Regions from separate parts of the Homo sapiens genome. Here region 1 is linked to region 2. A link is an interaction called in ENCODE POLR2A ChIA-PET data of the cell type or tissue named here. Cell type or tissue: Panc1. All regions are shown on one strand. Each heading gives the region's core, and the rest is flanking DNA. Links, peaks and the distances in the headings are about the cores only.

What was found. Peaks named below come from ENCODE experiments on the same cell type or tissue, not always from the same donor. Only the 100,000 strongest peaks of a DNase experiment are listed, where the experiment ranks them.
Region 1: POLR2A ChIA-PET joins it to region 2 with 7 read pairs; 1 of 35 experiments calls an interaction of 5 or more read pairs at or near these places.

Annotation. Positions count from the first base shown.
Region 1 is chr6:79,732,232-79,747,632 of GRCh38, reverse strand. No RefSeq gene overlaps it. Among named protein-coding and RNA genes, the nearest start is that of LINC01621, 72 kb to the left of the region's middle. In Panc1, for the core only: a CTCF peak has its summit at 10,347; no DNase peak of the experiment used is centred there; H3K4me3 peaks cover 1,003 bases; H3K27ac peaks cover 4,675 bases.
Region 2 is chr6:78,802,342-78,817,742 of GRCh38, reverse strand. No RefSeq gene overlaps it. Among named protein-coding and RNA genes, the nearest start is that of IRAK1BP1, 58 kb to the left of the region's middle. In Panc1, for the core only: CTCF peaks have their summits at 7,169 and 7,369; a DNase peak (open chromatin) is centred at 7,398.

The sequences.
Region 1 (15,401 bases), core at 3,871-11,870, 930 kb before region 2:
AGGAACTTGAAAACCAAAAGCAAACCAATCCCAAAGCTAGTAGAAGAAAAGAAATAACCAAAATCAGAGCTGAACTGAATGAAATGGAGATGAGAAAAACCATACAAAAGATCAATTAAACCAAAACTTTATTTTTTTAAAGAATAAATAAGATTGATAGACTACTAGCTAGACTATTAAAGAAAAAAATATCCAAATAAAGACAAATGAAAAAGCGGACATTACCACTGATCCCATAGAAATATAAAAAAACCCTCAGAAACTACTATGAACACCTTTATGCACACAAACTAGAAAACCTAGAAAAAATGGATGAGTTACTGGAAACATACAACCTCCCAAGATTGAACCAGGAAGAAATTGAATCCCTGAACAGACCAATAATGAGTTCTAAAATTGAATCAGTAATAAAAAAAAAAACCTGCCAACCAGAAAAAGCCTTAGACCAGACAGATTCACAGCCAAATTCCACCAGATGTATAAAGAAGAGCTGGTACCATTCCTACTGAAACTATTCCAACAAATTGAGGTGGAGGGAATCTGTCCTAACTCATTCTATGAGGCCAGCATCATTCTGATACCAAAACTTGGCAAAGACACATACACAAAAGAAAACTTCAGACCAATATCCCTGATGAACATAGACTGAAAAATTCTCAACAAAATATTAGAAAACTGAATCCAGCAGCACATCAAAAAGCTAATCCACCATGATCAAGAAGGCTTTATTACTGGGATGCAAGCTTGGTTCGACATATGCAAATTGAATGTGATTCGTAGCATAACTATAACTAAAAACAAAAAACCACATGATCATCTCATTAGACACAGAAAAGGCTTTCAATAAAATTCAACATTCCTTCATGCTAAAAACCCTCAATAAGCTAGGCAATGAAGGTAAATGCCTCAAAATAACGAGAGCTATCTTTGACAAACCCACAGCCAACATCACACTGAATGGGCAAAATCTGAGAACCTTGAGAACCAGAACAAGATAAGGAAGCCCACTCTCACTACTCCCATTCAACATAGTACTGGAAGTCCTAGCCAGAGCAATCAGGTAAGAGAAAGAAAAAAGGCATCCAGATAGTAAAAGAGGAAGTCAAACTATCTTTGCAGACGTTGTGATACTATACCAAGAAAACCCCATAGTCAAGGTAAGGGAGAGCATTAGGACAAATACCTAATGCATGCAGGGCTTAAAACCTAGATGATGGGTTGATAGGTGCAGCAAACCACCATGGCAGGTGTATACCTATGTAACAAACCTGCACGTTCTGCACATGTATTCCAGAACTTAAAGTAAAATAAAAAAAAGAAAAAAGAAGGCCGGGCATGGTGGCTCATGCCTGTAATCCCAACACTTTGGGAAGTCAAGGCAGGTGGATCACGAGGTCAGGAGTTCGAGACCAGCCTGACCAACATGATGAAACCCTGTATCCACTAAAAATACAAAAATTAGCTGGACGTGGTGGTGCATGCCTGTAATCCCAGCTACTCAGGAGGCTGAGGCAGGAGAATCACTTGAACCTGGGAGGCAGAGGTTGCAGTGAGCCAACATCACCACTGCACTCCAGCCTGGGTGACAGAGCAAGACTCTGTCTCAAAAAAAAAAAAAAAAAAAAAAAAGAAAAGAAAAACCCACAGTCTTCTAGGCTTCTAGGTATAGCATCTTTCTTCCAGGGTTTATAAAACCCTAGAAGAAGACCTAGAAAATACCATTTTGGACACTGGTCTGGACAAAGACTTTATGATGAAGACTCCAAAAGCAATTGCAACAAAAACAAAAATTGACAAGTGGGACCTAATTAAACTAAAGAGCTTCTGCACAAAAAAAGAAACTATCAATAAATAAACAGACAACCTCCAGAGAAGGATTAAATATTTGCAAACTATGTATCCAACAAAGGTCTAATATCTAGAATCTATAAGGAACTTAAACAAATCAACAAACAAAAAACAAATCACCCCATTTAAAAATGGGCAAAGGACATGAACAAACACTTCTCAAAAAAGACATTCATCTGGTCAACAAGCATATAAAAAATGCTCAATGTCATTAATCATTAGGGAAATGCAAATCAAAAGCAAAATGAGATGCCATCTCACAGATGTCAGAGAGCTTCTGACAAGCTCTCTCTCTTTGCCTGCTGCCATCCGTGGAAGATGTGACTTGCTCCTCCTTGCCTTCTGCCATGATTGTGAGGCTTCTGCAGCCATGTGGAACTGTAAGTTCAATTAAACCTCTTTCTTTTTTAAATTGCCCAGTCTCGGGTATGTCTTTATCAGAAGCATGAAAACAGACTAATACAGGGAAGGATGTCTTAATCTGCTCAGGCCCTTATAATAAATTTCCATAGACTGCATGGCTTAAAAACAATATAAATTTATTTCTCACAGTTCTGGAGGCCAGAATTCCAAGATACAGATGCCAACATGATCAGGCTCTGGTGAAGGCCCTTTTCTGAGCTGCCCACTGTAGACTTCCCACTGCATGCTCTAACAGTGAAAGGAGCAATGCAGCTCTTTTGGGCCTCTTTTTTTTTTTTTTAGAGACAGAGTCTTACTATGTTTCTCAGACTGAACTCGAATTCCTGGGGTCAAGCTGTCATCCTGCCTCAGCCTCCTGAGCAACTGAGATTACAGGTGCACTACCGTGCTCAGCTGGGGCCTCTTTTATTAAGCGCATTAATCCTCATCATGAGGCTCCATTTCCATGACCTAATCATCCCCCAAAGACCTCACCTCCTGATATCATCACCTTACAGGTTAGGATGTCAACATGTGAATTTTGTGGGTGGAGCAAACATTCAGTCCATTGCAAAAGGGGATCCCCAGTATTCAGCTGCATCCCTTCCCCAGTCTTTTGGCTAGAAAGAGGTAGTTTCTCTTGTAATTTTTGTTGTCCACACCCACTGTGCAGTTCCCAGAATTGGCTTACCTTCAGGTCAAAGTTGGGAGATTAAGGAGAGAAAGAAATACAGAAATACAGAAAGCTCATGATTGTGTTGGGTTGTGCTTCAAGTTTTGATGTTCCTTCCCAATCTACATGCTATTGTTTACTTTTCAAAGTCCTCAAGTAGTTACTTTTTAAATTTTGTCCAGATTTTAGTTATCATCAGTGAGGGATGGTCTATATTGGGCTTACTCAATCTTGGCCAGCACCAGAAGTTCACACTGCTTATTTTTAAGGCTAGTCTTTAAGGTTTTTATATTACACTAAAAATTGAAAGTAATCTTCTTTTTTTCTCCTTATTTGGAAACTATGTTCTGTTTTTGTTTATGATGTCCTATTATGTCAGCCTCTATGCCCTACTGAGATTATGCTCTTAATCTGGCACTTTATCGTCGTAACTATAACCCGAGAAATCCTTATTTCCTTTTTGTGTTTGATTTGTATATTAGACTATAATGAGACAGTTCAATGAGAAAGTGCCAGATTATTAAAAATAAAAATCTTGTATTATATGAGTTTTTGATTCTCTCAGAGAATCTGATCACTTAGAACTACCAAAGATTCAGTATTTATCTGATTTTTCAACTGTATTGGTTTTCTTATGACGTGAAAGATATGAAAGAACACAGCAGGAGAGAAAGCAGAAGAACCGAACTATGTGTGCACATCCTGCTTTCCCATTACCCATGTTCCTGAAACTTCTTAAAAATGCACAATGGGTCATACTCCAAATTCCCAACAGTTAAAAGTATACGACAAGAGAGATGAACTTTAATCCTGAAGCTACCATTTGCTGGTTATGTGACCTTTGATAATTTACTTAATTTCTTGGATTTAATTTTCTTGTTTGTTAAATGGGTTCATGGGACAATGTCTCTAAAACTTTTCTTACATATAAACTATGGAATACTACACAGTCATAAAAAAGAATGAGATCATGTCCTTTGCAGCAACATGGATGGAGCTGTAGGCCATAATCCTTAGCAAACTAACGCAGGAACAGAAAACTAAATACCACATGTTCTCACTTATAAGTGGGAGCTAAACAATGAGAACACATGAACACAAAGAGGGGAACAACAGACACAGACAACCAAAGCAAAAATTGAAAAATGGATTAAATCAAGCTAAAAAGTTTCTGCACAACAAAGGAAACAATCAATGAAGTAAAGGGACAACCTATAGAATGGGAATAAATATTTGCAAACCATCCATTTGACAAGGCATTAATAACCAGGCTATATAGTGAACTCAATTCAATAGCAAAAGAACAAATAATCCAATTGAAGAATAGCCAAAAGATCTGAATAGACATTTCTCAAAAGAACGCATACTAAAGGACAAAAAATGTGTGAAAAAAAGATCAACAGGGAAATGCAAATCAAAACCACAATGAGTTATCATTTCACCCTAGTTAAAATGGCTGTTATCAAAAAGACAAAATAAATGCTAGCAAGATTGCAGAGGAAGGGGAATGCTTGTACACTGTGAGTGGAATGTAAATTAATACAACCACTATAGAAAAGAGTATGAAACTTCCTCAAAAAAACTAAAAATAGAACTACCATATGATCCATCAATCTCAGTTTTTGGTAAATATCCAAAAGAGATATCTGCACTCCCATATTTATTGCAGCACTATTCATGATAGCCAAGATATGAAATCAAACTAAGTGTTCATTACTGGATGGATGAATAAAGAAAGAAAGTGTGGTACATATACACAATGGAATATGATTCAGCCATAAGAAAGAATAAAATCTTGTCACTTGCAGCAACATGGATGGATCTAGAGGACATTAAGTTAAAGGAAATAAACCAATCACAGAAAGACAATGTTGCATGTTCTCAATCATTTGAGAGCTAAAAAAATTGATCTCGTGGAGGTAAGGAGTAGAAAAATGTTTACCAGATGCTAGGAAGAGACATCAGAGGATGATGAGAGATTGATTAATGGGTACAAAAGTACATGTAGATAGAAGGAATAAGTTCTATTCAATAGCGCAATAGAGAGATTATAGTTAACAATAATTTATTATATATTTCAAAATAGCTAGAAGATTTGAAATGCTCCCAACACAAAGAAATTATATTTAAGCTGATGGATATACAATTACTCAGATGTGATCAGTACACATCATATACTATATCAAAATATCACATGTCCCTTGTAAATATGTACAACTGTTATGTATTCGTAAAAATTTAAAAATATTTTTAAAGAATTTAAAATTTTAAATAAATCTGAAAAAATAAGAATGCCAAATAAACACATACAATGTTTTTCATAAAACAATTGGAAAAGTCTAAGAAATTGTGACAACAAATCACCAATAGATGAAAATATTAACTTTGGACAAATTTGTTAGGTTTGGCCAATCTCAGTTCCCCTTTCCTTCCTGTGGTTTTATACTTTAGAAATTTAGATAAATATTACCATACCATATGTATATTTTGAAACTTTCTTTTTCCTTCGACTGTAGCCCACTGACACCTGCTCCTCTTGTTCATTCACATGACCTGCTTTATTGTTTACTATCGAACAACTGTACAAACATTTATCCATTCTCCTTTTGGCAATTGTTATATTGTTTACTGATTTATACTACTGCAAACAATAATGTCTTGTTTCTATCATCTTATTTTGTATTTTCTGCTTTATTTTTCTTTTTTTAAGTTTTCCCCTCCAATATTTTATGCATTACAAATTACCCGTATTTTTTTAGCCAGTCAAATTTAGCAGTGGGGGGTAGTATACTACTCTTAATTTTAAAATATAAATATTTACCTATATATTTTTCTAAGAATGTTTAAGATTTTTCAGTATTTTAATCTTACCGTATAGGACATAGGCCTTAGCATGCTGTAACTAGTCATTGAGCAACTCTCCTGTTATTTTCATCTCATTTTAATTTTTACATTTTGTTAACAAAAATTAGGAGAACCTGTATAGTCAATAGCTAATTAAGACTTGTTTTATGATGAATTTTGTTTCTTGTAACTCAGGCCTTTTGAATTTGTTTCTTTTTGCACAGTCCATCCTTTAATAATCTTTTAGTATGGGTTAATGAGTGGTAAACATTTTAGGGCTTGGTATGAAAAATATCATTTTTTTCTTTACAATTCAGTGATTTAAAACATTTATTTATTTATTTTGAGCAATAGTTTTCTATCTTTATTTCTCAGGCACTTTTACCATTAAGAAATTGTTTTTAGATTTTTAATTTTTTATTTTATTATACTTCAAGTTCTGGGGTACTTGTGCCGAATGTGTAGGTTTGCTACATAGGTATGCACGTGCCATGGTGGTTTGCTGCACACATCAACCCGTCATCTACATTTGGTATTTCTCCTAATGCTATCCTCCCCTAGCCCCCCAACCCCCAACAGGTCCTGGTGTGTGATGTTCCCTTCCCTGTGTCCATGTGTTCTTATTGTTCAGCTCCCACTTATGAGTGAGAACATGCAGCGTTTGGTTTTCTGTTCTTGTGTTAGTTTGCTAAGAATGATGGTTTCCAGCTTCATCCATGTCCCTACAAAGGAAATGAACTCATCTTTTTTATGGCTGCATAGTATTCCATGGTGTATATGTGCCACATTTTCTTTATCTAGTCAATCACTGATGGGCATTTGGGTTGGTTCCAAGTCTTTACTATTGTGAATAGTGCCACAATAAAATTACATGTGCTTGTGTCTTTATAGTAGCATGATTTACAATCCTTTGGATATATACCCAGTAATTGGATTGCTGGGTCAAATGGTATTTCTGGTTCTAGATCCTTGAGGAATCGCCAGACTGTCTTCCACAATGATTGAACTAATTTATACTCCCACCAACAGTGTAAAAGCATTCCTATTTCTCCACATCCTCTCCAGCATCTGTTGTTTCCTGACTTTTTAATGATTGCCATTCTAACTGGCATGAGATGGTATCTCATTGAGGTTTTGATTTGCATTCCTCTAATGACCAGTGATGATGAGCTTTTTTTCATGTGTTTGTTGGCCGCATAAATATCTTCTTTTGAGAAGTGTCTGTTCATATCCTTTGCCCACTTTTTGATGGGGTTGTTTGTTTTTTTTTTGTAAATTTGTTTAAGTTCTTTGTAGATTCTGGATATTAGGCCTTTGTCAGATGGAGAGATTGCAAAATTTTTCTCCTATTCTGTAGGTTGCCTGTTCATTCTGATGATAGTTTCTTTCATTTATAATTTATCTAGGCTTAATAAAATTCTGGACTGGAAATTTTTGTTCCTTTAGTACTTTAAAGATATTAGTGTATTATCCTCTGTCATTCATTGTTGCCAGTGATAAATATGCTGTCTAATTGGCATTCCTTTGTAATAATAGCCAACATGTTTCAAGTGCCTACTCTGTACCATATGTTGAGTACAAATTTTAACTCACTTCTACTTCACCACAAGCCTCATAGGCAAGCATTGTTAATATTTTCTTTTACTAGATAGGGAAACAAGAGCACCAAGAGTTGAAGTATCTTGATCAGTGTCCACAGCCAATTAGTGGTAGAGCTGGGAGTGTGCATTTGTCATGCTCTGAGTGTGTTTTGGGGCCAATGAATTATATCTTTCTCCCTTTTTTCTTTTTCTTTTTTAGTGAAAGTAAATTTATTAAGTGAAGGAATAAAGAATGGCTACTCCATAGGCAGAGCAGCCTGTATCTTTCAACTCTGCAAAATTCTGAGCTCAAATCTCTTCAAAATCTGTGCTTTTCCACTATTCCCTTCTTACTCTTACCCAACTCTTATGTTGGCAAAGGCATTGTGCATGGTTGTGCAGATAACACACTGCATGACCCTGGGGGCTGTTCAAACCAGAGTAGTCTATGTGTCTTCTCTTTTTGACTTATTTTCAGGCAATTCACCTAAAGACATTTTCATCAATTATCAAAAAAATGAGGTTTAAATAAAGAAATTTCTACTACATGTTTGTAAATTAGCTGTTACATATCTAGTGTTCCAGGGAAGAAAATTGTTTCAGATCACTAATTGCCAAGTAATTCAGGTTGACCTCAATTTCTCAAATAAAATTAATAATGACAATGATAATAATACCTTTCTCGTGTGTCGTGTTCCACTGTCTTAAAAATAATTCATGCGCAATATTTAACCTAATTTTTACCACAACCCTGTGAGTTCGTTTGGAAGCATGGAACAATTATACCTATTTGACAGATAGGGAACCAGATCTTAGAGAAAGCAATTAGCCTATGTAAGGTTACAAAGCTACCGAAGGCCAATTGGACCCATGTCTTCTGAGTCTTAAACGGTTCTTACAACATTTTAAAGAACTAAAAACATTCACAGAGAGGTTCAAGAGCAGAATAAGAATTTTGGAAATCAATAAGGTCTAGTGTAGCACCACTGACTTATCATTACTATGATTAATTTTACCATAAAATAAACTGTATTAAGTAACACAATAATACTGTATTAAGTAACACAATAATAACACAATATAATACACGGTGAAAAAATTTTATTAGACATACAATTGTTTAATTGCCAATGGTTTTCCATGACTGAATGAAGTCTAGGCACCATAGCATGGTATACATCGCCTTTTACGTTTTGGCTCCTCCTCCCATTTTTCTGGTAGCTTTTCTTATTATTCCTGTTCCTAGCACTCTAATTTTTCATCATTCCTAAAATACCTTGAGCCATTTCAGAGCTGGCATTTCTCTTTTCTCTGATTTCTGCCTCCTCTACAGGGCCCGTGGAGCAGATCACCTGTGAGGTTCCTGTGGATGAGATAACCTAATCTGTGACTTCTTTGCCAGTTATCTTCTTTTTATGTGTCTCTTTCTTTTCCACTGAACTGTGAGCTCCTAGAGAATGGCGGCTAGTTCTTATTTAAATCCACACAGTTCTTAGCACAGGTCTTGGGCCACACACAGTAATTACCTTACATTTTATGAATGAATGGACAAAATGAAACAAAAAAGTACTTCCAATATAACATTTTTATGAAGTTTTACAATTTGAAGTCACCTTTATATGTCAATGCCTGCTATGGTTTGAATGTGTCTCCAAAATTCATGCTGAAGCTTAGTCCCCATTGTGGGGGTATTAAGAAGGGGGGCCTTTGGGGAAGTCATTAAGTCATGAGGGCTCTACCTCATGCATGGATTAGTGCTTTACAAAAGGGCTGGAGACAACCAGCTTAGGCCCCTTTGCTCTTTTGCTCCTCCACCATGTGAGGACACAGCATTTGTTCCCTAATACTGATGCCTTGATCTTGGACTTCCCAGCCTCCAGAACTATCAGAAAATAAACTTCTGTTGTTTATAAATTACCCAGTCTCAGGTATTTTGTTGTAGTAACAGAAAACAGATTAATACCTAACCTTTTACTTTCAAGCTCTCTTAAAAATCCTAAGTGCTACATTAATATATGACAAAGGAAGGATGAACAAAGTAATCAATGAATGAGTTAGTGGATCATAACAATAAAATATTTTAATACTTCCTTTTTTTTTTTTTTTTTTTTTTTGAGACGGAGTCTCGCTCTGTCACCCAGGCTGGAGTGCAGTGGCGTGATCTCGGCTCACTGCAAGCTCCGCCTCCCGGGTTCACGCCATTCCCCTGCCTCAGCCTCCCAAGTAGCTGGGACTACAGGCACCCATCACCACGCCCAGCTGATTTTTTTGTATTTTTAGTAGAGACGGGGTTTCACCGTGGTCTCGATCTCCTGGCCTCGTGATCCGCTCTGCCTCAACCTCCCAAAGTGCTGGGATTACAGGCGTGAGCCACCTCACCCGGCCTTTAATACTTCTATGTGTGGGGTTTAATAATACCTACTTTCACTTTAAAATTTAATGTAGTCAGTTTCATGTGCAACTAATTCTTACTTTGCTGACATTTAAATCTATAAGCTCACAAACTTAATCCCTAAAATAAATGCAATGTAAGAGGTTTAAAATTTGTCAAGCAATCTGAATGAAGGAGTATGGGCAAATACAACTTGCCATGTTAGATATTGATTTCATCATTTCTGACCCTGGAAAATACAATCGATGTTTATCATGGCAGCCGATGAGGAATGGTGGGGGCTAAATGAGCTTCCTGTGTGTATTCATTCTGATTATAAGTGAAACAAAAGGGATCCACCATGAATTATGTCTGTGGTGAAGTTGATTAAACCTGTATGCACCGTCACAGTGTGACTGAAATGTTATCGAATCTGGTGAGTTGCCCTTCTGAATGCTGTTTGCCTTGCGGGAACAGCAGGCAGGCAGCTCTTCCTCAGCTCAGTGATTTTACTGCATGTATACAATCTCAGCCAAGTGCAACAGAAAATACTCGGCAGCACTGGAAAGACAGCCAGGCCATAAATGATACAATGGCTGTTTCAGAGAGTCCCAATGCAAGGAACGGCGCTGTTTGATAAGCGTTAAAAAAAGGGGCAATGTACGCAAGGCATTCCATTACATTGTCAAAGCCAGATTAGAGAAAATCCTGTCTGTTAGTTTTGTAAGCAGGCAAGGAGGGAGAAATATAAGCAAATATTCAAGGAGAAAAAAAATATAAAAGCACTCTTTCACACCTCACCAAGTACATGTACAATTAACTCTTATTTTGCTGACATTTAAATCTACATTATACGAGGAATTTAAGAGCTATTGAGGGAGGTGCTACTACGGAGATAGAAAATTCCATCATGTGGTTCTGTGTGCTGGTCTACTGTCCCTTATCCATTTTAAAAATATTAATAAGGCTCTTGCTAGGATACATAAAAGATGTAAAGGAAGAAGTCTTTGCTTGGTGAAAATGCACTTTGGCATTTTCAATTGGATTATTGTTAGAGGTTATAATGCAGAGCACCAGGTTTTTGCATGAACACATTTCCCCATACAGAGTCCAGACAGTTCTATGTTACACTGCATTCCATGATCAGCTTATCATGGAGATATTTCCTTTGGGAAGCATTTAGCATCTTTGGGGTTTAGGAATGTTGTTTAGGAAATGATTTCTTCAAGTCCCTTAGCATTAGTATTTATTTTAGCAGAGGGCAAGAGTTAGGGGTGTTTTATTTATTTACATGTTCATTCAGCAATTTACTTATTTCCGAAGGCTTTTTATTAATCTGTTCTTTTCTTAGGCCATCTTAGAAATCTCTGTAAAGCATGTCAATAAAAACTGAATTATACTTCCTTTGCAACTAGATATTAATGCTAGGTGTCAGTCACTTATAAAGTCCTGCATCTTTTTTACTAACACAATCATGAGAATGAGCACAGGCCCAAAATCTCATAGGCTAAAATATCTGCCAAAATGGAAATCAGGAGGCACTTTTCCTTGTGTGGGATTCTGTTGGTGGGCTTTCAGAGCAACTGGCTACAAGCGTGTTAATGCAATCATCACAAGTTGAACATGAGAATTGGAGAAGGTAGGGGAAACATCAGGAAATGTGAGTACAATGCATTTTGGAGGCCTTACCTTATTTAAAATAATACTCTGATATGTTATTCTAGGCTTCTGAGGGATAAGCTGCCTCTCTCTGTTTTGACTATGTTTTCTCAATTATTTGGCATTTGGAACAAATACTTTTTACGTTACATTACACTGTTTAATTCAACAAACATTTTAAAGCTTCTGCTTACATTGTTCAACTGAGAAATGCGAACATTTCTTAGGAGACAAGGAGCCCTAAGACCCCACTGGTCCTCCCCTCTGCACCACAGAAAGAGAGTTCACTTCCTTCTCCAGAGTCATGTGTTAGAAAGTCTAACTGATTGGAGCGTAAACAGCGGGAAGTTTCTGGAGTCTAAATTTTACATAGGAGTCTATTTAACCAATTTTATATTAAAATTACTAATACTACATGATAGAACTGAATGTAAAATTCACATGAATTTTTAAGATAAACCACAGCTCCAGAGAAATACCCTCCTGAAAGAGTCTGAAGGCCTCTACTCCTCTGCTGTAAGTGGTACCTAGGGAGAAACGGTGAGAACATTCTCTGCAAGACAAGTTATTTGGCATGGAGCACCGGGAAGTAAAAAGAGTTTAGCCAAGGTCTTTTTTACTCATGGAGCTTATAATTAGGAAGTAGCAGAGGTGTTTACCATGAACACAAACAAAAACTGCAGAAAGATACCAGGGAAAGATCAGTTCTGATCAACAGAACTACCACGTGAGTGTTGGTACCTGAAAAGGGCCTAGAAATTAAAGTAGAGTTTCAACAGGTAGAGTGTGTGGAAGGGCCTTTCCGGGAGGGGTCAGCCTATGCAAAGGCACAGAGGCATGAACCAAGATGACAGATTTATCAAGCCATGTCAATGTGGCTGCAATATAAGGTAGGGCACTCGGAAGAAGACTTAACAAAAGTCATGCTTACGTGTATATTTATTGTGTAATTTCAGACAAACCAATGTCCAGTTTTTAAAGAAATCTTCTAGTGAATAATTGACTTTGTAAAGTGAAAGTGACTTTCCCACTTATCCGTAAAAAAGAATGGATTTTTAAATTGCTTTAGATTGGGGTGCAAACACATGATAGATTTTATAATAGATTTGGTGGGCAATTTTTCCTTCAATTGCCCACAGAGGTATTTTGTTTGTTTATCCCACAAATACGTATGTAATGGTAAATGGTGAATGTGTGTAATGGTAATGTCTGTGATTACCAGGCACAAAGCTGAAACAAACTGGCAAAAAAATGCCTCCCCACTCGACAAAGAATAGACAGAAATGTCAGGAATATTCCTTTCTTTTTTTTTTTTTTTCTTTGACACCGAGTCTCGCTCTGTCCCCCAGGCTGGAGTGCGGTGGTGCGATCTCTGCTCACTCCAACCTCCGCCTCCTGGGTTCAAGTGATTCTTCTGCCTCAGCCTCCCATGTAGCTGGGATTACAGGTGCACACCACCACACCCAGTTAATTTCTGTAGTTGTTTTAGTAGAGATGGGGTTTTGCTGTGTTGGCCAGGCTAGTCTCGAACTCCTGACCTCAAGTGAGCTGCCCGCCTCGGCCTCCCAAAGTGCTGGAATAACAGGCGTGAGCCACCGCACCCAGCCAGGAATATTCCTTTCTAACGACTGATCATCCACTGCCATTCAGAGCACGCCTCTGACACAGGATCTTGGGAAGGCACAAAAGGTTGCTTGACAAAGCATGGATTTGGAACAACGGAAGGTGGGAGTCTGATGGATGAATCATACAGGTCTCAGTGCAATAATACAAAAGTGAATGACTTCTGTTGCATTAGAGGAAGCAGAATAGTGTTGAGTGGGTATATATGGGGTTCATAATTTGAGCACAGCCCAGCCACATACTAACTATATAACCCCTGGGATAGATATTTGGTCTCTCTTAAAGTCTCAGTTCCCTCATTTGTAAAATGTTATGTGAGTAGTAGTAATAGCTAACACTTAGAGCAGCCACAATGAACCAACTAGGCTAAATGTCCGGTGCTTTAGCTTTACATATGTATATATGTATGTATACACACACACACACACACACACACACACACACACACACACATATATATGTATCTCAACTGACAACAACCTTTAGAGGTGAGTGCTATTATTATCCCAGTTTTGTAGATGAGGAAACAGGCACTTCCACTTCCTACAGAAATGATGAAGGCTCATCCCTTCTGTGATGAATTATAAATGTCCCATTTCATGGTAGCAGGCATTATTTTCTCCAGATTTCTCCTGGAAGTGAGTAAACTTCTCTCTGCAGTTGACTCTTAGGGGGTATGGAAGGGCATGAACTTTGGTTCTGTGGTGCTGAGGGGAGGACCAGTGGGGTCTGAGGGCTTCTTGTCTCCTAAAATATCTAAAGTCAAATATACATCATGGCCTAAGATATAATTTTATTTCCTTTTTCATTCTCCAAATTTCCAACTAGTCCATGAAAGTAATTCATATTCTTTTAAAAATATTTTTACCCTTATTTTGTGTCAATTAGTAATCCTGACTTTAATTTCTCAAGCGCATTCCCACCTTCACTTCTCCACAGTGCATTCTTCAGCTTCCCCTCAGACTAGCAGGAAAGGAGTCGCGCCAAAGCATGGCTCCTTCCCTCTTGCTTTCTCCCACACCCTTGACATAATCATGTTTCAGTCTTTTCACCCAGCCACAGAAATTCATCATCTAGTGGCCAAAATATGAACATCTGCTAGATCATGTGTCTTTCATCTCTAACCATCATGGAAAAAAACACTCCCAGGCTCTTTCATAATGTGTATCACACACCCAGATAAGAATAAACCCGGCTGAGGAGGTGCTGTGGACCAAATATTTTTGTGCCCTCAAAATTCTTATGTTGAAGCCCTACCCCCCTACCCCATGTAATGGTATTTGGAGATGGGGCCTTTGGGAGATAATTAGGGTTAATTAGGTCATGAAGTGGGGCACCCAGGATGAGATTAGTGTCTTTATAAAAAGGGACACCAGAAAGCATCCTCTCTCTGTCTCTGCCTTGTGGGACACAATGAGAAAGTGGCCATCTGTAAGCCAGAAAGAGAGCCCGCACCAGAACCCGACCGTGCTGGAGCCATGACCTCAGACTGCCACCTCCAGAACAGTGAGAAAATACATTCTGCTGCTTAAAGCCACCCAGTTTATGATGTTTTGTTATGGCAACCCAAGCTGACTAATGCAGTGAAGAAAGCTTCTAACCTGTTCTTCCTACCCAGATTACCAGAATCTTAAAAATAATGACCAATTATTTTGAAAGGCAGGTTATAATCTAGGTATGGCAAGGCTGACAGATCAGGAAACAATTGCCATTGAAAAGATAATTTGTCATACTCAGAGATTCAGAGAGAAAGAGGCACACCATGCCATGGGGGGCATGTGGAGAGGCACCTGGGTTGGTCAGGAGGCAGAGAGAGCTATGGGGGAAATGTGGACAAGAGCCTTTATTGTGGTTCCTGTGGGAAGAATCTGGTGAGGCAGGGTAACCATGCCTAGAATTGACTGGTTTGAATAATTTCAGTGGGCTCTAGGGCATAGGTACCAGTTGTCTGGTACCTGACCCTGGGTGATTAGGGCAGGTGGATAATGGTCCCATGTGTAAGAGCTCAATAAAGTTGGGTGGTTGAGAGGGTATCGGCTCTGAATTGGTTGGTGTGAATATGATAGGCGCAATTACAGGTGAGTTGTTTAGAAATTAGCTAACCCTGAAAGGAGTAGTCTCTCCAGGGTCATCAAGGACCAAGATATCAAAGCATCAAAGAACAAATGACATGGTGACTACAACAATGTGGTCAATCTGATATAGACATGAATACTAGAGAATCTCATTAATTCAACCCTTAATAAAGATTATAAAAAATCTTTGATAAGTTTCTTTCATAACTTAATGAAAAGAACAACTTAATAGAGACCATATGGAATAAGAACTATAAACTAATTACTCTAAATTAGTTTGTGCATAGTTATTTACTACAAGCTACAAACATTACACACATTGGTAT
Region 2 (15,401 bases), core at 3,245-11,244:
CCATCCCTTGCACTTCCCGGGTGAGGCAATGCCTTGCCCTGTTTCGGCTCACGCTCCATGGGCTGCACCCACTGTCTGAGAAGCCCCAGTGAGATGAACCTGGTACCTCAGTTGGAAATGCATAAATCACCCAACTTCTGCATTGCTCACACTGGGAGCTGTCAACTGGAGCTGTTCCTATTTGGCCATCTTGGAACCTCCCCGCCCTGTAACACATTTTCTTTATCCAGTCTATATTGGTGGGCATTTAGGTTGTTTCCATGTCTGCTGCAATAAAAATACTTGTGAATGTGTCTTTATAATAGAATGATTTATATTCCTTTGGGTATATACCCAGTAATGGGATTGCTAGGTTGAATGGTAATTCTGCTTTGAGTTCTTTGAGAAACATCCAAACTGCTTTCCATAGTGGCTGAACTAATATACATTTCCATCAGCAGGGTATAACCATTCCCTTTTCTTTTCAACTTCACCAGCATCTATTATATTTTGACTTTTTATTAATAACCATTCTGACTAGTGTGAGACACTATTTCATTGTGGTTTTGATTTGCATTTCTCTAATGATTAGTGATGTTGGGCATTTTTTCATATGCTTGTTGGCCACTTCTTTTAAGAGTGTCTGCTCATGTCCTTTTCCAACTTTTTTTTTTTTTTTTGAGATGGAGTCTTGCTCTGTTGCCCAGGCGGCAGTGCAGTGGTGCAATCTTGACTCACTTCAACCACTGCTACCCAGGCTCAAGTGATTCTCTTGCCTCAGCCTCCTGAGTAGCTGAGACTACAGGTGCACACCACCACACCCTCCTAATTTTTTTTTTTGTATTTTTAGTAGAGATGGGGTTTCACCATGTTGGCCAGGCTGGTCTCGAACTCCTGATCTTAGATGATCCACCCGCCTAAGCCTCCCAAAGTGGGATTACAGGTGTGAGCCACCATGCCTAGCCTTTGCCAACTTTTTAATGAGGTTATTTATTTTTTGCTTGTAAATTTGTTTAAGATTCTTATAAATGTTGGAAATTAGATTTTGTCAGATGCATAGTTTGCAAAATTTTCCTCCTATTGTGTAGGGTGTCTGTTTACTCTGTTGATAGTTTCTTTTGCTGTGCCAAAGCTCTTTAGTGTAATTAGGTCCCATTTATCAATTTTTGTTTTTGTTGTAATTGCTTTTGGAGTTTTCGTCATGAAATCTCTGCCAGTTTTGATGTCCAGAATGGTATTGCCTAGGTTGTCTTTCAGGATTTTTATAGATTTATGTTTTATATTTAAGTCTGTAATCCATCTTAAGGTTTTTTTTTTGAGATTTTTGTATATGGTATAAGAAAGGGGTCCAGTTTCAATCTTCTGCATATGGCTAGCCAATTATTCTACCACCATTTTGTGAATAAAGGGTTTTTTCCCCATTGCTTGATTTTGTCAACTTTGCCTAATATCTGATAGTTGTTGGTGTGTGACATTATTTCTGTGCTCTCTATTTTGTTCCATTGGTTTGTGTGTCTATTTTTGAAACAGGACCATACTGCTTTGGTTACTGTAGCCTTGTAGCATAGTTACAAGTCAGATAATGTGATGCCTCCAGCTTTGTTCTTTTTGCGTACAATTGCCTTGGCTTTCTGGGATCTTTTTTTGGTTCCCTATGAATTTTAGAATAGTTCTTTCTTTTAAAAAAAACTCTGTGAAGAAAGTCAATGGTAGTTTAATAGGAATAGCATTGAATCTGTAAATTGCTTTGGGCATTATGACCATTTTAAAAATATTGATTCTTCCTACCATGGAAGGATGGAAAATCATGGAATGTTTTTCCATTTATTTGTGCCATCTCTGATTTCTTTGAGCAGTGTTTTGTTGTTCTGATTGTAAAGATCTTTCACCTCCTCATCTAACTGTATTCCTTGGTATTTTATTCTTTTTGTGGCAACTGAATGAAATTGTGTTCTTCATTTGGTTCTTGGCTTGGATGTTTGTGTATAGGATTGCTACTGATTTTTATACATCGATTTTGTATCCTGAGACTGTGTTGAAGTTGTTTATCAGATCAAGGAGATTTTGGGAAGAGACTATGGGGTTTTCTACATATATAATCATATTCTCTGCAAACAGGAATTGCTTGACTTCTTCTCTTCCTATTTGGATGCCTTTTATTTCTTTCTCTTGCCTGATAGCTCTGGCTAGGACTTCCAGTACTAAGTTGAATAGGAGTGATGACAGAACACATCCTTGTCTTGTGCTAGTTTTCAAAGGGAATACTTCCAGCTTTTGCTCATTCAGTGTGATGTTGGCTATGGGTTTTTTATAGATGGCCTTTATTATTTTGAAGTAGGTATGTTCATTCAATGTCTGGTTTATTGAGGGTGTTTTCACATGAAGTGGTGTTAAATGTTATTGAATACCTTTTCTGCATCTATTGAGACGATCATGTGATTTTTGGTTTTGGTTCTGTTTATGTGATGAATCACATTTATTGATTTGTGTACATCGAACCAACCTTGCATCCCAGGGATAAAGCCTGCTCAATCATGGTAGATTAGCCCTTTGGTGTGCTGCTGGATCTGTTTGCTAGTATTTTGCCGAGGATTTTCAGATTCTGTCCTTGATGGAACCTGACTGGTACATTTACTAAAATATGTCTTGGTGTTGACCATTCTGTTATCTTTCCAGGAACATAATGTGCTTCTTCAGTTTTTAGATTCAAGTCTTATTTTGTTCCTATGACTTTTTCATGATTGGCATTTTAAATATTTTTCATTCCCTTAATTTCCACTCTCTCAGTATCTCCAATTTTGTGTATGTTGAATTTCCTTTCCCTTCCATACTTATCATTTTCTCTTTGATTGTTAACTATTTCACTTCAATTAAAAAATACTTTAAATCATGTTTTCTATGTATCTGCATTATTTCATGACTTTTTGTGGGCTTAATTGCCAGGACGTCTTTATTTTTCTTTCTCTTTTTTTGTGTGCTTGCAAACTTATCTTTAACTAATTTTGTTGTGTCACCATGTCTTTCTTGATCTTGAATAATTCTCTTTTGAAGTTTTACTTTACCCAGGAATTTGTTTTACAAAGTGTTTTATATTTATAATTTATATTTTGTGACACTTTTATTGGTTCCGTGGCAATGTTAATATAAATATTCTTCATCTTATTCTGGCTCTTTTTAAATTGGTACACATCCTCAGATGAGTTAAATTTCCCCCCCAAACCAAGAAGCTCTACTTAATTTCCTTATAAAACAGTATTGAGTGTATGTGTCTTCTATTAACTTTTATTTCATTTTAGTCAACAGGACAAAGCAAATTCATGTATGCTTATGATGCAGGGCATATTTCAGTTGTCCTGATAGAATGAATAGTTGTGCTTTCTAGGTATGCCAATAACTTTTTGAACTACTGATATTTTCCAGTTTTGTTTGGGCTTGCAGGCACAAATTTTTCTTAAAAGCTTACCACACTCCATATTTGCCTTTTGCTGAACTTGTCATTTCTTTCTCATATTGTGGTTAGGGATGCAGTTTACATTTTTCTTTTCTGTTCTCTTTTGGAATGACTTCCCATGATATACAGGTCTGTATTTATACTGTGTTTAATACTAAAGATTTGTTGGAATTTTTAAACTGAGAGCTTTATGAAGACCAAAGTTTGTATAGTGACTACACTCAGACTCTGGAATGAGTGCTAAACATTATTTTAAGCTCAATTTGATATGCATGATTATTATTATTTTTAGATGGAATTTCACTGTTGTTGCCCAGGCTGGAGTGCAATGGCATGATCTCGGCTCACCGCAGCCTCTGCCTCCTGGGTTCAAGCGATTCTCCTGCCTCAGTCTTTGGAGTAGCTGGGATTACAGGCATGTGCCACCACGCCTGGCTAATTTTGTAATTTTAGTAGAGATGGGGTTTCTCCATGTTGATCAGGCTGGTCTCAAACTCCTGACCTCAGCTGATCCAACCACTTCAGCCTCCCAAACTGCTGGGATTACAGGCGTGAGCCACTGTGCCCAGCCAATTTAAAAAAATAAAAATAAAACTTTGTAAAAGTTTATCCCAGATAGGCGTGATCCAAGGAACAATCTCTGTTCTGACCTATTGTTTATATCTCCTTGTGTTGTCTCAGTTATTCTTTTATTATCATAATATTTTGCTCTGTGATACTTGCAGTAATTGTTGTTTTCTCATTATAGAGTCCTTTATTTGCATCCAGCTCTCAGACTATGATCCTGTTAATGATCGAATGTCATGCTTAAAAAAGGGTTTGCTCCTTTTTTATATAGTCTGAGGAGTTCAGGCAGCCAAATTCCCTGTAAAAGAAATAGGTTTTATGGATTCCTTGGCCATTGTGTTTTCTCTGTAGCCCAAGTTCTGTTTGTCTTGATTCTTCTTTCTCTCACTACTGGTTGCATTTTCTGTTCTCTACCATGATTTGCATTGTTTGCTACACTTAGGACCTGCATGGGCTATATCAGTAGGAAGATTGACTAAGTTCTTCCTGGTGGAATGGGTTCCTTCCTGCTTAGTGTATACGTTGAGTATGTGATCACTCAATTTGTAGCAAGAAGATAACATCTCTGACATCATTGACTTCTTCTGCATATCTTACAGAAGCTCTAAGAAGAATGGAAGAGATGTTAGTATTTAATTATTTTCTGCTCAGTATTATATAGATTGTATTGCCTCTTCCAAGTATCCATTACACTTTAAAATAATCATTTCAGTAATAATTATTAATACAAAGGATGACTCTAGAGATTGGATTTTTAAACTCTTTTAGCAGGTTGGTGGTGGAAATATTTAGAGACGAATGGGAGTTTCTGTGTCACTGTATTAAACAGGTAGGCAGTCAACCTCATTCATTTGTTAGTAAAGGGAAACAAAATCCAAGGGCTGGGATTTTCTCCCTTGTATTGATGGGAGGTGGATGGACTGTGGGGGATGTTCCACAAGGGAAGGATGTAAAATATAGTGCAACAAGGGAAGGCTAGGGAAAAATTCAGTAAGCAGATTCATTGTTGCCTGGCAGCAATAATGACACTTCTAGGAAACTCTGGTCCTTGGGCTTTGTAACATCTGGAAGAGTTACAAAGGTATTATGTTGAGAGGTAATTGAAAAGGCTTTTTAGAAAGAGGTCATTTTTATGGGTTTTTTTAAGATACCTGACACACAATATAGGTTTAATAAATAGTACATAAAATGTTACCTCTAGGGAAAAATTGCATTTTAGATCTCCATTTTCCCTGCCGTGAACGGAAAGTGGAATGAAGTCAAGAGAGATAAGGGTTTATATGGCAGTCCCAGCAGTACGTTTAACATGATCCTGGGTTATTAATAGTAAATTTGTTCTATTTTTGGGGAAATCAAAACAGTCCTCTCACAGATCATTTTCAGACGCTTACCAATATCTTTTTCAACGCTTTTTAAAGGGTGTATGCACTGGCATATAAATGACTATGGGGAAGCAGAAAAAAATGGAGGTTTAAAATAGTAGAAGTCAGGATTAGACTGCAGTAGCTTATTAGATCATTGACACCTAGAAGACTTTGTAGATAAAATTATTTCCATACATAAAATCCCACTCTTTTGTAGAACAGAACACATCTGGAAGAACAATCTGTTACCTCTGGACAAACCCAGCTATAGGATCCGTGGGGCCGAATACAAATGAAAATGCAGAATCCCTTGTTCAAAGATTATTGAAAGTTTCATGATGGCAGCAGCAGAACATTAAACCAAGTGGGGGATTCTTATAGGTGCAGGGCACTGTTTGACTATACATGTCTCCCACCCATGAAGTTGGCCCTGCCTCCGGCTGTGCTCCCCACCTTCCTTCCTATTCAACTACTGATGTCTGCCATTCTATCTTTTACACTTAAACCCTCCCCTTGGTAAGCTTCAATTGCTCCTCAGTTATCAGTCACTGTAATCTCAGTGAATGTGAGTTTCATGGAAGCTCACAGCTGAGAGCAGGTTTGATATATGGTAGGATAGAGATAAGTCAGGGTTGGGAGAAAGATGAAGGATAGCAGGCTACAGGAGGCTGCCAGGGTATGGCATGGGGATCTTGAGTACCTTATAAGGAAGATGCCTTTATTCAGAGTAGGATTCCTGGAATGGCCTAGTAGAAGTAGAAGTGGGCTGAAGAAAAGCTTTTATGTTTTGCGCTTATGTAGATTTTGTGTTGTGGTGGACCTTTTTAGATAGAGTAGATGGTGGTGGGCTAAAGTGCTGATGTAGGTAAGTTTGGACGTCTCTATGCATGTGCTGAGGACTTCTAAACTGGAGGTATTAAGGGTGAAAGAAACCACTCCTCTAGTCTGCAAATGCTAAGGTCCTCTTTTATGCCTTAACAGATTCAGTAGCAGTTTACTCATGCTCATGTCTAGCAACTCCAAAGATGGTCCTGGGAAAAGCTTTCACCCTGACTTACAGTATAGCTAACCATTACTTAGAAGCTTAGGTTGTGTATTTTTAATGTGGGAAAACAAGAAGGAATCTGAGTTTTCATAGTAAAACATCTACTACTCATAAACCTGTGTGGTATACAAATCATGTTGCTCTCGTCTATTAATATATAGAAGGAAAGTGTATTAGTTACACGGATTAGTGTTGTTATTATAATGCTGCATAATAAACAAAACATCTCTGTAGTATACAACAATAAGCATTTATTCAGCTTATACTCTGGAGTTCCCCTAGTCCAGTCGTGGCATGACAGGGCTTGCTCATGTATCTGTCAGCTAGGCAGCTCTGCTGTTCTTGGCTGGACTTGCTTCCATGATTGTGTGCCAGCAGGCTGTTGGTTGATCTAGTCATTCTTGCAACATTGGATGACTTGGTTTCACTCCATGTGTCTTATGTCCTCCAGTAGGCCAAACTGGACATGTTTTCATGACAATGGCCGTGGGCAATAGGTAGGCAGAGACATATAAATAAAATTTCAGGCTTCTGCTTGCATCACATCTGATAACATTTATTGGCTTGAGCAAGTTGCAAAACCAGCCCAGAACAGGAGAGCTTTCCAAATTCCAAAGGTAAGGAGGTGGACCCTGCCTTTTTAGGGGGAAGAACTGCAAAGGCATGTGGCAAAAAACATGGGTAAAGAGAGGAAGGAAGGATTGGAGTCATTTATAGCTTCCATTTACCATAGTCTGTCAAAAACTCTGCTAAGACTTGATGTTTAGATTACAGTGATATACTAAGTTTTTGTTCCTTTATATCATTAAATGAAGCCGAATCACCAGAAAAATCTGACACCTATATATCAGTTTTTAATGTATTGTCTCTCAGCTCCAACTACCATTCTGTGCACTGCTTTGTGAAACTGGAGCTGAACCTGGTAAAGATTTCTCTTTCTCCAGCTGGCTTGATGCTAAGCTTTATCAACAGAGGGTGCTAGAGGGACATTGTTGAGGGGATGATGGCAGGAGGGTGCTTCCCTTCCAGGTTCCAGTCCTCATTCCTTGTTATTCATTGTGAAAGTCAGTAGATCAGTGTGCAGATGGCCTAGTGGAGCTGATCATCAAGACCAACTCCTCCCTCTCACCTAGGGGCTGTTTTACTGGCAGTTCTGTACACACACTTAGGGAGCTGTCTTCCTACCTAGCTGGACCACTTTTATATTTCAGGTCAGATCTGTTCCCTCTGTTGTTTCTTCCCCTCTGACAGAAAGTGGTAGCCCTACCCTCTTCAAAATTCTTGGTTCTTCATTTCCTGTACCCCTTCAGCCTAATAATTTTTTTTCCGTAAGTGCTATTTCTGAATCTCTTAGAGCAGGGGTTGGTAAACTATGATTAGTGGACAAAATAAGGGGATATCATTCTATACTTATCAAACTAGCTAAATATTCAGACTTATGACAACACACTTATGGGAAGGTTGTGGGGAAGCAAATATCCTAATAAAATGCTAGAAGTATACTATCTTTTGGGAGGTCACTATAAAATATATAACATGTAATTATATATACAATATGCAATAAAACACTTAAAATGTGCATATTCTTCTTAACTCAGCAATTTAAAAAATAATTAAAAGGATGTGTAAAGACTGATGTAGATTGGAGGCAAGATGGCTAACTAGATGCAGCTAGAAGGAACATCTGTCGCTGAGGGACTGGAACATTAAGACTGGCACACTCCTAACAGATCTTCAGAGGAAAGGCATTGAGAGTGGATGGAGGGAAGATGCAGATGCTAGGCTGAAAAAGGAGGAATCTGGGAGCCCTGCATGGGGCTACAGGGACTCATTCCTGGCATTCAATGACTACTGGGAAAGGAGTGAGTTGAGCAGGCAAAGAGCAACCTGTTTGCCTGCTCAGGACAGTTGAGTTGGAAGGGAGAGCTTTATAGAGAAGTGGTAAGGTCACAACTCCAGCTGGCGTGAAGACCAGAGGGTTTGGTGCAGGAGCATCTGTAGTGGAGCATAGCCAGGGGCGCCCATTTCCCTAGGCTTGACTTGCTCCTCTAGGAGACGTTAGTGCTAGGGGAAGTGTAAGACCTGAACTTTGCAGGATGATCTTGCCCATGAGATTGGGCCAGTACAACCTGAGTACCCCTTGGTACACTGGCCTCCCCTGGGGCCCCAGCTTGGCTGTGCCTGCTTGCATTGTAGCCTTGGGTACCCAAGGGGGTACCTCCTGGGCACCTGCATTATAGCTCCCGTGCTGGCAGACCATGCCTGACCACAGAAAGCTCCAGCAGAGTAGCAACCATCGACATGTACCTGTCCACTCACACCTCACACTGCAGCCTCTCCATGCTGCTTTGCCTGCACGCACTTACCCACAGCCACCCCTACATTGCTTTGTTGGCATGTGTGTGTGTGTGTGTGGACAAACCTTACATCCCCTTCCTAACCTGTGTGTGTGTGTGTGTGTGTGTGTGTGGGCACACACCTTGCCATGCCACTGGTGCTGGTGTGAGTGCACGCCTCCCCGTGACCCCATTGGACTGCCATTGTTGTGGGAGTTTTGATGGGTACAGAACCTGCCAACCCCACTACCACTAGCACCACAACCCTGCCCTGACACTGCACCTGGGTGAAACTAGGCAGAGAACAGCAGACCTGCCCCTACTCTGAGCTGCCAGCCACTGCTGCTCATGTGAATGTGCACAGGAGGTGCACACAATCCTGTGCCCATCAGTTCCCCACCCCTATGCTAACACCACCACCAGTGTGAATGCATGCACAGACATCAGTGGGGCCCCCCATACGCCTGTACTGTGCTGCCTCTGCAGCTGCAGTGAACACCTGTGCAGAAGCTGGTAACCCAGCACCTGCTAGCACCCTACTGTAGCCTATGAGCATGAACTCAGCTGTGCTGCTGCGGCTGCTGGCATGTGCAAATGAGGATATAGCTCACTGCTCCCATCCTATGAAGTGCTTTAGCTGGCAACACTTATCAGAGTGTTGTGACCAGTGGTCTATGAGCACCTTGGCCCCTTCAGTACAGCAGGTTCCTAACCTTGAAAAGCCAGGGAACAAAGCTGGGCCAGATACCAGTTCCCCAGTTGCGGAGTTCCAAGCTGAACCTTGGCCCCATAAAATCTTCCAGAAACAAAGCCAGTCAACGGAACCTGCCTTATACCACAGTCAAACACCCAAGGTTATAAAATAGGATAAAATAAAAAAATAACCCATCCAGGGATCTGCTGGCAAGATGACCGAATAGGAACAGCTCCGGTCTGCAGCTCCCAGCAAGATTGATGCAGAAGACAGGTGATTTCTGCATTTCCAACTGAGGTACCCAGTTCATCTCATTGGGACTGGTTGGACAGTGGGTGCAGCCCACGGATGGCGAGCTGAAGCAGGGTGGGGCATTGCCTCACCCAGGAAGTGCAAGGGGTCAGGGAATTCTCTACCCTACCCAAGGGAAGCCGTGAGGGACTGTGCCATGAGGAACAGTGCACTCTGGCCCAGATACTGCACTTTTCCGTCTTCACAACCCGCAGGCCAGGAGATTCCCTCCAGTGCCTATGCTGCCAGGGCTCTGGGTTTCAAGCACAAAACTGGGCGGCCATTTGGGCAGACACCAAACTAGTTGCAGAATTTTTTTTTCCATACCCCAGTGGTGCCTGGAACACCAGGGAGACAGAACCATTCACTCTCCTGGAAAGGGGGCTGAAGTCAGGGAGCCAAGTGGTCTGGCTCGGTGGTTCCCCCCCCCCCCCAGGGAGCCCAGCAAGCTAAGATCCACTGGCTTGAAATTCTTGCTCCCAGCATAGAAGTCTGAGGTCGAACTGGGTTGGTCGAGCTTGGTGTGGCGGAGGGGGCACCCACCATTGCTGAAGCTTGAGTAGGCAGTTTTACCCTCACAGTGTAAACAAAGCCTCCAGGAAGTTCAGACTGGGAGAAGCCCACTGCAGCTCAGCAAGGCTGCTGTGGCCAGACTGCCTCTCTAGATTCCTCCTCTTTGGGCAGGGCATCTCTGAAAAAAAGGAAGCAGCCCCAGTGAGGGGCTTATATATAAACCCCCATCTCTCTGGGACAGAGCACCTTGGGGAAGGGGTGTCTATGGGCACAGCTTCAGCAGACGTAAACGTCCCTACCTGATGGCTCTGAAGAGAGCAACAGATCTCCCAGCATAGTGTTCAAGCTCTACTAAGGGTCAGACTGCCTCCTCCAGTGGGTCCCTGACCCCCATTTATCCTGACTGGGAGACACCTTCCTGTAGGGGCCAACAGACACCTCATACAGGAGAGCTCTGGCTGGCATCTGGCCAGTGCCCCTCTGGGATGAAGCTTCCAGAGGAAGAAACAGGCAGCAATGTTTGTTGTTGTGCAGCCTCCGCTGGTGATACCCAGACAAGCAGGGTCTGGAGTGGACCTCCAGCAAACACCAGCAGACCTGCAGCAGAGGGGGCTGACTGTTAGAAGGAAAATTAACAAACAGAAAGGGATATTACCAACATCAACAAAAAGGATGTCCACTCAGAGACCCCATCTGAAGGTCACCAACATCAAAGACCAAAGGTAGATAAATCCATGAAGATGGGGAGAAACCAGCACAAAAAGGCTGAAAATTCCAAAAACCAGAAGGCGTCTTCTCCTCCAAAGGATCACAACTGCTTGCCAGCAAGGGAACAAAACTGGATGAAGAATGAGTTTGACACATTGACAGAAGTAGGCTTCAGAAGGTGGGTAATAACAAACTCCTCCGAGCTAAAGGGTCATGTTTTAACCCAATGCAAGGAAGCTAAGAACCTTGAAAAAAGGTTAGAGGAATTGCTAACTAGAATAAACAGTTTAGAGAAGAACATGAATGACGTGATGGAGCTGAAAAACACAGCATGAGTACTTCATGAAACATACACAAATATCAATAGCTGAATTGATCAACTGGAAGAGAGGATATCAGAGATTGAAGATCAACTTAATGAAATAAAGCAAGAAGACAAGATTAGAGAAAAAATGAAAAGGAATGAACAAAGCTTCCAAGAAATATGGGACTATGTGAAAAGACCAAATCTATATTTGATTGGTGTACCTGAAAGTGACAGGGAGAATGGAACCAAGTTGGAAAACACTGTTTAGGATATTATCCAGGAGAACTTCCCCAACCTAGCAAGGCAGGCCAACATTCAAATTTAGGAAATACAGAGAACACCGCAAAGATACTGCTCTAGAAGAGCAACCACAAGGCACATAATTGTCAGATTCACCAAGGTTGAAATGATGGAAAAAGGGCAGCCAGAAAATAAGTTCGGGTTATCCACAAAGGGAAGGTGATCAGACTAACAGCAGATCTCTTGGCAGAAGCCCTACAAGCCAGAAGAGAGTGGGGGCCAATATTCAACATTCTTAAAGAAAAGAATTTTCAACCCAGAATTTCATATCCAGCCAAACTAAGTTTCATAAGCAAAGGAGAAATAAAATCCTTTACAGACAAGCAAATGCTGAGAGATTTTGTCACCACCAGGCCTGCCTTACAAGAGCTCCTGAAGGAAGTGCTAAATATGGAAAGGAACAACTAGTACCAGCCACTGCAAAAACATACCAAATTGTAAAGAGCGTCAACACTATGAAGAAACTGCATTAACTAATTGGCAAAATAACCAGCTAGCATCATAATGACAGGATCAAACTCACACATAACAATATTAACCTTAAATATAAATGGGCTAAATGCTCCAATTAAAAGACACAGACTGGCAAATTGGATAAAGAGTCAAGACCCATCGGTGTGCTGTATTCAGGAGACCCATCTGTGTGCTGTATTCAGGAGAACCCATCTCACGTGCAAAGACACATATAGGATCAAATTAAAATTAAAGGGATGGAGGAATATTTACTAAGCAAATGGAAAGAAAGAAAAAAAAAGCAAGCTTTGCAATCCTAGTCTGATAAAACATACTTTAAACAAACAAAGATGAAAAGAGACAAAGAAAGGCATTGAATAATGGTAAAGGGATCAATGCAACAACAAGAGCTAACTATCCTAAATACATATGCACCCAATAGAGGAGCACCATGATTCATAAAGTTCTTAGAGTTCTTAAGTTCTTAGAGACCTACAAAGAGACTTAGTCTCCCATACAATAATAGTGGGAGACTTTCACACCCCACTGTCAATATTAGACAGATTAATGAGACAGAAAATAAACAAGGATATTCAGGATTTGAACTCAGCTCTGGACCAAGCTGACCTAATAGACATCTACAGAACTCTCTACCCCAAATCAATAGAATATACGTTCTTCTCAGCACTTTAATCGCACCTATTCTAAAATTGACCACATAATTGGAAGTAAGACACTCCTCAGCAAATGCAAAAGAACAGAAATTATAAGAGTCTCTCAGACCACAGTGCAATCAAATTAGAGCTCAGGATTAAGAAACTCACTCAAAACTGCACAACTACGTGGAAACTGAACACCTGCTCCTGAATGACTACTGGGTAAATAATGAAATGAAGACAGAAATAAAGATGTTCTTTAAAACCAATGAGAATAAAGACACAATGTACCAGAATCTTTGGGGCACATTTAAAGCCATGTTTTGAGGGAAATTTATAGCACTAAATGGCCACAAGAGAAAGCAGGAAAGATCTAAAATTGACACCATAAAATAAAAATTTAAAAGAACTACAGAAGCAAGAGCAAACAAATTCAAAAGCTAGCAGAAGATAAGAAATAAGTAAGATCAGAGGAGAATGGAAGGAGATAGAAAGACAAAAAACCCTTCAAAAAAATCAATGAATCCAGGAGCTGTTTTTTTTGAAAAGATCAACAAAATAGATAGACTACTAGCCAGAATAATAAAGAAGAAAAGAGAGAAGAATCAAATAGACATGATAAAAAAATGATAAAGGGAATATTGCCACTGATCCCACAGAAATACAAACTACCATCAGAGAATACTATAAACACCTCTATGCAAATAAACTAGAAAACCTAGAAGAAATGGATGAATTCCTGGACACATACATTCTCCCAAGACTAAACCAGGAAGAAGTCAAATCCCTCAATAGACCAATAACAAGTTCTGAAGTTGAGGCAGTAAGTAATAGCCTACTGACCAAGAAAAGTCCAGGACCAGATGGATTCACAGCCAAATTCTACCAGAGGTACAAAGAGGACCTGATAAAATTCCTTCTGAAATGATTCCAAACAATAGAAAAAGAGGGAATCCTCCCTAACTCAATTTATGAGGCCAACATCATCCTGATACCAAAACCTGGCAGAGACACAACAAAAAAAGAAAATTTCAGGCCAGTATCTCTGATCAACATCGATGCAAAAATCCTCAATAAAATACCAGCAAACCGAATCCAGTAGCATATCAAAAAGCCTATCTACCACGATCAAGTTGACTTCATCCCTGGGATGCAAGGCTGGTTCAACATCCTCAAATCAATAAACGTAATCCATCACATGAACAGAACCAAAGCCAAAAACCACATGATTTTCTCAATAGATGCAGAAAAGGCCTTTGACAAAATTCAACAGCACTTCATGCTAAAATCTCCCAATAAACTAGGTATTGGTGGAACATATCTCAAAATAATAACAGCTATTTATGACAAACCCACAGCCAATATCATACTGAATGGGCAAAATCTGGAAGCATTCCCTTTGAAAACTGGTGCAAGACAGGGATGAACTCTCTCACCACTCCTATTCAACATAATATTGGAAATTCTGGCCAAGGCATTCAGGCAAGAGAAAGAAATTAAGGGTATTCAAATAGGAAAAGAGGAAATCAAATTGTCCTGTTTGCAGATGACATGATTGTATATTTAGAAAACCCCATCTTCTCAGCCCGAAATCTCCTCAAGCTGATAAGCAACTTCAGCAAAGTGTCAGGATAAAAAATCAATGTGCAAAAATCACAAGCATTTCTATACACCAATAGCAGACAAACAGAGAGCCAAATCATGAGTGAACTCCCATTCACAATTGCTACAAACAGAATAAAATACCTAAGACTCCAACTTACAAGGGATGTGAAGGACCTCTTCAAGGAGAACTACAAACCACTGCTCAAGAAAATAAGAGAGGACACAAATAAATGGAAAAACATTCCATGCTCATGGATAAGACGAATCAATATTGTTAAAATGGCCATATTGCCGACAGTAATTGATAGGTTTCAATGCTATCCCCATCAAGCTACCAAGGACTTTCTTCACAGAACTGGAAAAAACTATTTTAAAGTTCATATGGAACCAAAAAGAGCCTGCATAGCCAAGACAGTCCTATGTAAAAAGAACAAAGCTGGAAGCATCACGCTACCTGACTTCAAACCACACTACAAGGCTACAGTAACCAAAACAGCATGGTACTGGTACCAAAACAGAGATATAGACCAATGGAACAGAACAGAGGCCTCAGAAGTAACACCACACATCTACAACCATCTGATCTTCAACAAACCTGACAGAAACAAGCAATGGGGAAAAGATTCCCTATTTAATAAATGGTGCTGGGAAAACTGGCTAGCCATATGCAGAAAACAAACTGGACCCCTTTCTTACACCTTATACAAAAATTAACTCAAGATGGATTAAAGACATAAACTTAAGACTTAAAACCACAAAAACCCTAGAAGAAAACCTAGGCCAATACCATTCAGGAAATAGGCATGGGCAAGGACTTCATGACTAAAGACACATGCACACATATGTTTATTGCGGCACTACTCACAATAGCAAAGACTTGGAACCAACCCAAATGTCCAACAATGATAGACTGGATTAAGAAAATATGGCACATATACACCACAGAATACTATGCAGCCATAAAAAAATGATGAGTTCATGTCCTTTGTAGGGACATGGATGAAGCTGGAAACCATCATTCTCAGCAAACTATTGCAAGGACAAAAAACCAAACACTGCATGTTCTCACTTATAGGTGGGAATTGAACAATGAGAATGCTTGGACACAGGAAGGGGAATATCACACACCAGG